Regions from separate parts of the Mus musculus genome. Here region 1 is linked to region 2. Evidence: chromatin contacts called from ENCODE Hi-C or POLR2A ChIA-PET data. All regions are on one chromosome and are shown on one strand. Each heading gives the region's core, a stretch centred on a gene start or an enhancer-like site at or near the end of the contact. The rest is flanking DNA. Distances are from core to core; before and after follow the strand shown. Region 1 holds the start of Zfp111 (zinc finger protein 111). Region 2 holds the start of Zfp114 (zinc finger protein 114).

Region 1 (5,805 bases), core at 2,283-4,782, 33 kb before region 2:
GTTATCAACACTTTCATGAACACAGGTGAAGTGGAAACTTCTAGTTCTTTGGAAAGCCATTTATGCCAAATGATGTTTTGCTGGGGCACACAGGTGAAAGGATGTCTTGCTAAAGCAAACACGTGAAAGACTGTTTTCCTGAAGCAGACACAGGTGAGAGGATGTTTTGATATAGCAAACATGTAAAAGGATGTTTGAGGAAGGAGTATAAAGATGACCCCACAGACAGTGGGAGGCAAGCACTGAGCTTTGGTTTGGTTTTCTCTGCCTCGCTATTCTTTGCACGGATGTATTGGTTCACCTTGTATAGCATTATTGAGCTCAACTTGTGATAACGCAGCCATTGAGGGAAACTCGCTCAAGAACTGCTCATGAAGTTCCTGCAACAGCTTGCCATTTCAGCAGCCCTGCCTCAGCCTGGTTGGTGAGCCTGGCGGTTTCTTTAGGATTGAACTATGGCTGCCTGGTGTCTGCTTGCTGAGAGGACTGGACTGCAGCTGATAGTTTGTGCCTGACATCTGCCTGCCTAGAGGACCGGTCTGAAGCTTTGATTCAATCAGGAATCTGTGTGTCCAAACCCTAAAGGTCCTTCTTCCCAGTTGGTTTTTGATTAATCAATAACGATGCCAACAGCCAATGGCTGAGCACGGGGAAGGACCCTTAGAGTTGAGGAATGAAGAGAATCTCCATGAAGAAGGATAGGATGCAGGAGCAGCAGGAAATAAAGCCAGCCAGCTATGTGAGATTTCAGGTAAGTGGCTGCTGGCCACTTCCCTGACTGGGCCTGGGGTAACGGAGGAAGATTTAAGAGTGTCTAGCCTTTGAGGTAGCCAAGGCATTTTACAAATAAGCTAATATGTATGCGTCTTTCATTCGTGGATCCAAAGATAGCTCCTGGGTGGGTGCATGGGTGTGATCTGCCAGGAGTCAAAGTGGTGCAGCAAAAACTCATCACTACACTGGAAACATTTCCAAAAGTAGGAGAAAACTCCCTGTTCTAGATGGGCTCCTGTTACTGTGATAAAACACTGAGCAAAATCAATTTGGAGGAAAAAGGGTTTGTTTGGATTATACCTGCCAATCGCAATCAGTCACTGAGGGAAGCCAGAGGAGGCATTGGAGCTGGAACCACAGAGGAACACTGCCAACAGGCTTGCTGTCCATGGCTTGGTAGGTGTTTGTTTTTTTGTCTTTTCATGTGGGATCTCACTATGTAGCCCTGGCTGTCCTGGAACTCACTATGTGGACCAGGCTGGATTCAAATGTATTGAGATCCTCCTGCCTCCACCTCCTGAGAGATGAGATCAAAGCCACCAGGCCTGGCTACTAAGCTTGCTATTTTATACAACCTCGGAGCACTTGCTCAGGGATAGCAGCATTCACAGCGAGTGGGGCTCTCCTACACCAGCCATTAATAAAGAAAATGCCTCAAAATTGCCTACAGACCAGTCTCATGGAGGCATCTTTGTAGTTGAGGCTTCCTCTTCCCTGTTAGTGTCAAGTTGACAACCAGCCTGTAATTCCAGCCCCACAGGACCTGACACCCTTTTGTGCGCGCTCTCTCTCTCTCTCTCTCCCTCTCCCTCTCCCTCTCCCTCTCCCTCTCCCTCTCCCTCTCTCTCACTCACACACACACACACACACACACACACACACACACACACACGTAAAAATGAATCTGGTTTTTAAAAGAATTGAATGGGTGTGTACCAGTAGATTAAATAGAGTTTATACTCTTCTCTCTGTGGCACACAGTTCTATATATACACCAATAACCTGAGCTACAGTTTACAGCAGATTCCGAGACTCAGGGCTCCTGCAACCACCCATGGTGAATGGACATGTTTTTGTTAAGTTTTAGGGAGGAAGTGGGAATGAGAGTGTGACACTGAGTTGAGCAGTCCTTTGGGCAAGAGGCTTATTAGCATAGTTACTGCAGCACGGTGGGCTCTGAAGTGGATTTTCAGTGAAACGGAGACAAAATAATAATCTTCTTATAATTTGTAGTAGTTTATTTTTATTAATTTACTAACTAATTAACTAATTGTGTGTGTGTGTGTGTGCATCAGTGTGCTACAGCAACTTTGGTGGAGGTCAAAGGAAATTTACAGGGGTCAGTTCCCTCTTTCCACTATGTGTATTTCAAGGACTGAACTCAGGTCCTTGAACTTGGTTGGGCAAATGCCTTTATCTGCCAAGCAGTTTTGCTGGCCATAGGCATTATGTTGTACCTATAACCCTATGGGGACTAGGGAGTGGGGTGTGGTGGTTTGGATAAGAGTAGCCTCTGCCCAAAGTTCAAATATTTGAATGGTTCTTCATAGCCTGGTGTCATGCTTCCTACTGTGATGATAATGCACTAAACAAGCCCCCAAATAAAAGCTCTCTATCTTAAGAGTTGCCTCTCTATATCTTGGTCATGGTGCTTCTTCACAGCAACTTAACAGTGACAAAAATAGTCTGTATTCTACTACCAGGTCATTTTCCCAGCCCCTCTCTAGAAGATTCTAGGCGGGTGTCCCCTCACATCTCACGGGATTCTGTGAAGGGATTCGGACTTTGCTGCTCAGTCAAGCGCCTATAGCTTCACAACTGAAGTTCTAGCTTTTATAATGCAGTATAATATGGATGTTGGTATTCTGTCTGAACTCCACCCCCACAGTTACCTGGCAACAGCCAGGTAGGCCTGGCCCGCTAGAAAAGGGGCTGCTTGCCCCCTCATCCCTCTCTTACTCGCTCTTACTCTCCTACTCTTGCCTCTCTCTCTTGCCTCTTGCCCTCTTGCCCCCCCTCCCTCCCCATTTCCTTCCCTCTGCTCTCTCCGCGTGATCATGGCCAGCCTCTACTTCTCTACTCTCTCCTTCTCTCTGCCTTTCTCTGCCTCTACTACTCTCTTAACTCCCCTCCCCATGCCCTAAATAAACTCTATTCTATGCTATATCGTCATGTCACTGGTCCCTCTGAGGAAAGGGATGCCTTGGCTTGGGCTCGCTGAGGGACCCCCTCCCCCACACCTCACCACACCCCATAGAACACATTTTTTTTTACCTCTATATCTTATTATAATCACAACAGTGGGGCTTCAATGTTTTAAAAAGTATCCACAGCAGGACTTGGTGTCCCATGCCCTTAATACCAGTACTTGGGAGGCAGAGGCAGGGAGGTTTATGAATTCGATGCCACCCTGGATTACAGAGGCAGTTCCAGGACAGCCAGGGCTACACAGAGAATCTCTACCTGGGGTGGGGGTGAGGGGAGAAAAAAAGCGACCACCACCAACAACTTACTACAATTGTCTTTCATGCCATTTTACAAATGAATAACAAACAAACAAAAACAAAAACCAAAAACTCCCAAATCCCGAAAAGCAACTCAGGAGAACAAGTTTCCAAAAAAGCTATATCCAAGGACCTAACTACCTAACAGCTGTTAAAACAGCTAGGCGGTTAACCAAACTTTAGCATTCTGGGAAATGTAGTCCCAAAAGAGCACCAGAGCTAGGTGCTTCCACTGAGGCATTCTGGGAATGGTAATTCCCGCTCCAGAGGCTGCCAAAGTCGCTTCCACTTCCGCAAACCAAGGCGGCCTGGTGGTACTTCTGGTGAAGTGAGATCCTGAAGCTTTTCTGTGGCCCTGTACGCCCTTGCTCCTGGTATGCCTCCTCGGGGACCGAGTCCGCTGCTGGGGAGAAGTGAGAGGCGGAGGGATGGGGTGGGGGGGGGGCACTCCTCTTTCTTGGGCCCTTCCTGAAGTGGCGCTGCTCAGGATTATTGGACCCATCTCAGCTGCTTGTGGAGCCCCAGGGAGAGTCTAGCTTTCCACTGGAGTCTATCAGAGGAACGGTGATGGCAGATAGCAGTGCCCTAAAGCCTTAAGTAGTATGCAACTCTGGTTGTGATGTGGTGATGCGATGCGATGCGATGCGATGCGATGCGATGCGATGCGATATAATATGACTTACTTACTTTGAGAGGTAGGCGTGCCACAGCTTGTATACTGACAAGATCAGAAAGCAACTTTTGGAAGTTCAGTCACTTCTTCCACTGTGTGGGGTCCAGAGACTCAGGGGATCAGTTTCAGCGACAGTGGCCTTTATCTGCTGAGCTTTAGGTTTTTATAGGTCGTTATCTTTATGCACGTGGGAAAAGAGACTTTGTGGAGGCTCTTGCAAATGAGCAATGATTACTAGTAATTAAGCCTTTTACAGCAAGACAGAGGGATAATTTCACTCCCATGTATGCAAACAGTAACATGTAAGATAGCTGTCACAATTGACAGACCCTTCTGAGAGTGGTGGTCAGTCAAGACACAGCATGCATCTTAAACATTTGGTTTTTTTGGAAAACCCATCACCACAGCAGCCTTGTGAAGGTAAGAGTGCCCAGCACCCCTGAGCTTCCAGAAATAGAGAATGTGGTGAGTGAGTCTGGTAACCCGGAGGCTTAGTAGGAAGTAGGCAGAAAAGCCTGGTCAGCGCGCACAGCCCTTGGGGCTGATGGAGAAGCTGAGGAAGCCATGTGGACCAACTGTCCTAGCAGTGTTCTCACGAAGCCCCTCTTCCCCAGCTTGCTTCCCAGAGCCCTGCCTTGTCTCAAAGAGAAGAGAACAATGACCAAGTTACAGGTAAGTCGGGTTGCTTCCCCCATTCCCCGCAGTGCTAGGGATTGGAAACAGGACCCCTGCATGCTGGGCAAGTGCTCTACACAGAGCCTCTCTGAACTGCATGAAGGAAGAGGGGAAGTTGCTGAGAAGGAAGGTCTGGAAGGAGGAGGGATAAGAGGACGGTGGGACATGTGCTCAAAGTGCACTGCACACGAGAAAGTGTACAAGGATAAGTAAAATAAGTTGAACTAGAGAAAGTGGGTTGGAGAGATGGCTCAGTAGTTAAGGGCAGTTTGGTTCCCAGCAGCCACATCTGATAGTTTACAACTGCCTGTAACTCCAACTCCAGGGTGTCCAGTGCCCTTTCCTAACTTCCCAGGGACCTGCACACATATATACACACAGACACACATACATTTAAAAAACTGTTAAGTTCACTTATATTTTAAAGGTGACATCATTTTCCAAAGTTTGCCTAATTTTATTCTGCAAATAAATACAAGTCTTCCCTATTCATGTGATTTATGAATTTTTTCACTTTAAAATTTTGCATCATGATGATGATGAAATAAAGGAATTGTAACCATGCTAAGGTCATCTTTTGGAAGTTGGGCTTTCTTCTTCCACCTTGCTGAAACAGAGTCTCCTGTTTCTGGGACTCTGTGGAGACAGGTCCTGGTGCTCATTGGCAGCCATCCTACCTTTTTTTTGGCAAGTTCTAAGCCACAGAAAGACCCTGACTCTAAAACAACAGCAACAAAAAAGGTGGATAGTACCTGAGGAAGAGCACCAGAGATTGTCCTCCAACCTCTACATGCTGTGCATAAATATACGTGCATGCGTGCAGACATGTGGGCACACACGCACAGACTTCTGCTCGCCCTCACTTCCTGCACGGGGTGTCCTGAGGATTCATTTCCTGAGCAACCAGGGAGAGTGTACGGCTGCCATGGTGATGAAGAAAGGACAAACACACAGACACGTGTACAGACAAGCTGGGATCGAATGAGCTGTGTGCTATGATGGAGACACACCAGCAGCCCTGAAACTCAGCGCATATATTAGACACCGCTGAGCACCCAGGAGCCATGATTCAGGAAACTGCAGCATGAATACAAATGCACGGGTATTTTACATGGAGTTCAGCCAAGCTCCCCAGCTACACAGTACCCTCAGCTCCAGGGACTAGACGCTTGTTTTGCT
Region 2 (5,526 bases), core at 625-3,124:
CATCCTCACACAATAATAATAATACAAAAATTTAAAATGATCAAAATTCATGAACCACACCAATAGGGAGAATTTATATGTATTTGTAAGATAAAATTAGGTGAGCAGTGGAAAACGATGTCACTTTTAAAATGTAGGAAAACTTAAAAGACTTTTTTTAATGTATGTGCATGCCCTGTGTGTACATGTGTGTAGGTGCCCTGAGAGACCAGAAGAGGGCGCTGGACACCCTGGAATTGGAGTTACAGGCAGTTGTAAGTATCAGGTGTGGGTGCTGGGAACTGAGCCAGTGCCCTTAACTACTGAGCCATCTCTCCAGCCCACTTTTTTGAATTCTTTTTAGTCATCCTTTTACACTTTCCTGTGTGCACTGCACTTTGAGCACATGTTCCCACTGTCCTCTTTTTTTGTTTTTGTTTTTGTTTCGAGACAGGGTTTCTCTGTGCAGTCTTGGCTGTCCTGGAACTCACTTTGTAGACCAGGCTGGCCTCGAACTCAGAAATCCTCCTGCCTCTGCCTCCCAAGTGCTGGGATTAAAGGCGTGTGCCAACATGCCAGGCTCCCACCGTCCTCTCTTATCTCTCCTCCTTCCAGTCCTTTCTTCTCAGCAACTTCCCCTCTTCCTTCATGCAGTTCAGAGAGGCTCAGCTGTAGAGCACTTGCCCAGCATGCAGGGATCCTGTTTCCAATCCCTAGCACTGTGGGCATGGGGGAAGCAACCCGACTTACCTGTAACTTGGTCATTGTTCTCTTCTCTTTGAGACAAGGCAGGGCTCTGGGAAGCAAGCTGGGGGAGGAGGGGCTTCATGAGAACACTGCTAGGACAGTTGGGCCACATGGCTTCCTCAGCTTCTCCATCAGTCCTAAGGGCTGTGTGCGCTGGCCAGGCTTTTCTTTCTAGTTTCTACTCATAGGTAGTGCCATGCCTCACCTTGCTCACAGCTGGGGCTTAGAAAAGGCCACATTCTCTATTTCTGGGTGCTGGGCACTATTGCCTTCACAAATCTGGCTGTGTTAGTGGGCTTCCCAGAAAAACAAATCTTTAAGAAGCTCTGAACTCTGACGAATACTGCGTCATGATTGATCACTGCTCTCGGAAGGGTCTGTTAATGTGACAGCTCTTACACACAATTGTTTCCATACATAGGAATGATAGTCCTCCGCTCTGTCTCTCACACTAAAAGGTTTAAATACTAGTAAATTAAATGCTGTTCATCTGCACGAGCCCCCCACAAAGTCTCTGTTTCCATGTGCATGCAAATAATGAGATATAAAAACCCTCTCTAAGGAAAAGGGAGTTTGTCCCTGGGAAATGGCTCATCAGATAATGGTGACTACAGACGAGGGAGACCACCTGAGTTTCAGTCTCTGAACCCCGCATGGTGGAAGGAGAGACCGGACTCCCACAAGGTATTTCCTGATCTCCTTCATACACAAGCTGTGGCACGTCCCACTAAGGAAATAAGTAAGTAAATTAAAAAATGCAAAAAAAAAATCGCATAAAAACCAGTTGCAAACCACTTAAGGCTTCAGGCCACCTCTCATCACAACTCCTCCCCCATGCTCCCTTGGGATGCTAGATTCTTCCCTCGGACTCCTCCTTCCCCTCCGGAAGCAGGGGAAGTAGGACCAGGTAGCACCGCTTGGGGCTGAGCCCAGCAAGAGGGGACTCAGACACTGCCGCCGCCATCGCCATCGGTGCCCCAGTTCTCCCTGTCCGTGGACTTGTTTCTCCAAGGGACACACCGTTAGCACGAGCACACACGAAGGGCCGCAGGACGCTCCAAGTTTTCACATCTCCAGAAGCACTACCAGCCCGCCTCCGCTTGCAGAAGAGTCTGACCGCCTGGAGTGGGAACTACAATTCCCAGAATGCTTCAGTAGAAGCGCCAAACTATAGTGCCCTTCTGTAATGACATTCCCCAGCTCTCTAAAACCATCAATAAGTTCCAAGCTGTTTTAACTACAGTGGGCCCCCGGAAATCTTTTTTTTTTTTTTTTTTTTTTTTTGGTGGAGCGGGAGAGGAGGAGGAAGGGGGAGCTTGCTCTCCTGGGTTGCTTTTCGATTTATTCATTTCTGAAATGCCACTGTCAGGGCCTGTTGTTTGCCGTTGTTTGTAGACTCAAATAGTATGCAAAAGCAAAGAGTGTTTTATTCAGCAGAAGACCAGCGGGGATCCCTCATTCCAAAAAGGAGAGAACCCAAAGTGTGATTGTAAGCCCAATTTGAAGCACATTAGGGGAGTTCCAGGATAGGTGCGCTTTGTCTTACTTCACCTTTAGGTATTCTAGAACCATTACCAGGGCGTGGAGGGCCCGAAACTATTGCTGAGGAATCCTAGGATAAGTGGGCTTTGTCTTACTCTATCTCCACGGAAATTCCAGAACCATTACTGAGACATGGGGCTGGAAACTGTTGCTGACCCATCGTCCTAGATTCAGGCTATGTGGCTGGGCACCTTCTAGTTTCTGACTAGCTGCCTGACTTGTTTGTTTGTTTGTTTGTTTGTTTGTTTGTTTGTTTTTCTAACTTGCATGGGCTTTCCTGAACTTGCCCAGTTCTTAGGCCTAGTCTCTTGAATACTGATTTGAAACCTATCATGGAGCCATCACGAAAGACAAATATGGATATTTTGTTATTGTTGTTTTGATTCCCCTACCCCCACCCCTCCCCGGAGACACAACATCTCTCTGTATGTAGACTTGACTGTTCTGGAACTCCCCACCCCCTCCCGTAAACAATGGTGGCCTCTAAGGCATAGATCAGCCTGCCTCTGCCTCCCTAGTGTTGGGCTGAAAAGTGTGGGCCATCACACACTGCTATTGATACTTTTGAAAAACAATGAAGTCCCATATTATATTTCTATATAAACGTTAAAACTTCAACTGTGAAGCTATAGGAGCCTGATCTGGCAGCAGAGTTAGAGCCCCTTCATAGATTCCCTCTGTAAGGCATTGGGGAAAGGCTCAGTGGTAGAGCCCTGCCTAAAATCTTCTAGTGAGGGGTTGGGATCATAACTTGATGGTAGAACCCCCTGCCTAGAATCCCCCAGTGAAGGGCTGGGGGTGTAGCTCAGTGGTAGAGCCCCTGTCTAGAATCCCCCAGTGAGGAGCTGGGGGCGTGGCTCAGTGGTAGAGCCCCTGCCTAGAATCCCCCAGTGAGGGACTGGGGGTGTGGCTCAGTGGCAGAGCCTCTGCCTAGAATCCCCCAGTGAGGGGCTAGGGGTATGACCTGGTAGTAGAACATGGACGATCTGGGTCACTATTCTATTGCTGTGAAGAAACACCATGACCAAGGCAACTCTGACAAAAGGAAGCATGTAACTTGGGTCTGGCTTATACTTTCAGAGCTTTAGTCCATTATCCTGTCAGGAGCATAACAGCAGGCTGGCAATGGTGCTGAAGAAGTGGCTGAGACTTATATATTGATCCATACGCAGAAGGCAAGAAAAAGAGACATTAGGCCTAAGACCCTATATCCTCATCCGCCAAATCTTTTAAAAGAGTTCCACTCGCAGGTGCCTAAGCATTTAAATATATGAGCTTATGGAGGCTTTCTCACTCAATCCACAACCTGCCTAGAATCCCCCAGTGAGGGGCTGGGGTCATGGCTTGGTGGTAGAGCCCCTGCCTAGAATCCCCCAGTGTGTGTGTGTGTGTGTGTGTGTGTGTGTGTGTGTGTGTGTGTGTGTGTGTGTGTGTCTCAGTGGTAGTACTGACACCTGACATGGCACCCTGTGTTTGTGCCATAATTCTTCCTCATCCAAACACACACCCATTAATTGGGAACAAAGGGTAAGCTAAAGCTGGAAACCTCGAGTTCTCGGTACAATATTTAAGGAACACTGGATTCAACTTGTATCTAATACTGTGTTCCAAACTATTCAACACTAATACAACCTACAGACACGACAAAAACACTCTTTATGGCTTCTAACAATAAAAAAGGATGGCACACCTGACAGTTCACACTGTATGTACTCAAGCAAACTGTCCGAATGCAACAGGCAACTAGACTCCATGCCAGCTAGTCTGGAGGCTCAGAATGGCAGAAACAAGAGATGCTGCCCGTGGCCAGCAAATGTCTTGGCAGGTACAGGCCTGAGGACCTGAGTTCAATCCTTGAAATATACACAGTGGGAGAAGAGAAGTGACTCCCTGTAGTTTACATCTGCCTCTACCACAGGTGCTACAGCACACTGGTGTGCACACACACACACACACACACACACACACACACACACACAGAGAGAGAGAGAGAGAGAGAGAGAGAGAGAGAGAGAGAGAGAGAGAATTCATTAATACAAATAAACTACAAATTGTAGAAAGACAATTCGTCTTCTTTCTTTTGTCTTACTTTGTCTCAGCGTGGCTGAAACACTACTTCAGACCCCAGCACGCTGCAGCAATGTGTCAATAAGTCTCTTGCCTGAAGGACAGTTCAACAGAGTTGCACCCTCTTACTCCCACACCCTCCCCAAAACATAACAAAAGCATGTCATATAACCGGATTTTCTTGGACCTGCCTGCAGTATAAAGAAAGAGGCTGAGACTTTTATACAGTTTAAAGCTTAGGCCTTTTGCCAGGGCAGTCTCTCAGCTAGGGTTTAGACTTAATTTGACTATTCTAGCCTACAACCTGACCCACCATGTGGCTGGCCCTTTACCTCTCTGCTCCTTCCCCCACTCATCTATATTTCCTTCTGTGTCTGCCTCCAAATCTTCTGCATCTGTCTCCTCCTCTCCCCCCCCCCCACCCCCTGCCCCAGAGTCACTTTCTGTAGCCAGGGGCTTTGGCTACTTTATTTGGGTTCTTATATCTACCACCCTTCTCTATACCAATCCCTCCCAACCCCTTAACACTGGGGAAAAGAGAAAAAGTTAGTGGGGACAGGGGCTGTTGAGATCTTTTTAGAGCACTTCCTGCACCTGTCTGACTCTTCTTAGATTGAACAGGGCACCTGCGTCCTTGGGGACAATATGATTTTTCTCATAAATCCTGAGCCCCCAGGTTTTTCTCAACTCCCAGTCTGCAGCCTTTTTCCCCCAAGTCTGCAACCTAATTAAGATGGGGTTATATTTACCAGCGTCCATCACTGGATGACAAGGGGATCTAACACCCATAGAGATTATCCGGTCATCAGACTTTTGGCTCACTTGAATGAAGTCCACTTTGACAAGGGGATCCCACCAATTGTGTCATGCAGTCCCAGAAGAAGCAGAAGAAAGATTCTGTTCCCCCCACCCCCCACTGCTGTCGCCAGGCCTTGTCATTGCTTTTGCATCCAGGGCAAACAAAAAAGTGATGGGTACTCAGGAATCCCACAGCCCTGGTGAGTGTAAGCTGATCATTTAAGTCAAAGATTAAATAGGGAAACCAGGTACCTGCTGGGGCAACTTTGTGCTGCTGCTGGAGAATATCCCCCATAGATGCATTGCTTAGAGTCCAGGTTAGGTTCCAGGGTCTCTGAGGGTTTTGTTCCTTCACAAGGTCCTTTGCTCTGAGTTTAAGCCTCCCAGGAGAGC

What was found. A loop is a pair of places that touch in the nucleus more often than their neighbours do. ChIA-PET counts read pairs that join two places held with the same protein, here RNA polymerase II (POLR2A).
Region 1: a loop to region 2 is called in a map of left cerebral cortex, with 5 times the contacts of the local background. The contact joins the promoter of Zfp111 here to the promoter of Zfp114 in region 2. A Hi-C loop is called at or near these places in 1 of 37 maps with a recorded cell type or tissue (left cerebral cortex). POLR2A ChIA-PET finds 5 or more read pairs at or near these places in 1 of 5 experiments (embryonic stem cell).

What each region holds. Positions count from the first base shown.
Region 1 is chr7:24,205,876-24,211,680 of GRCm38, reverse strand. Zfp111 (zinc finger protein 111) reads left to right here and starts at 3,532. Exons shown (of 4, transcript NM_019940.2): 1 at 3,532-3,652; 2 at 4,566-4,623. The coding sequence starts at 4,609.
Region 2 is chr7:24,171,370-24,176,895 of GRCm38, reverse strand. Zfp114 (zinc finger protein 114) reads right to left here and starts at 1,874. Exons shown (of 4, transcript NM_001029933.3): 1 at 1,747-1,874; 2 at 730-787. The coding sequence starts at 744.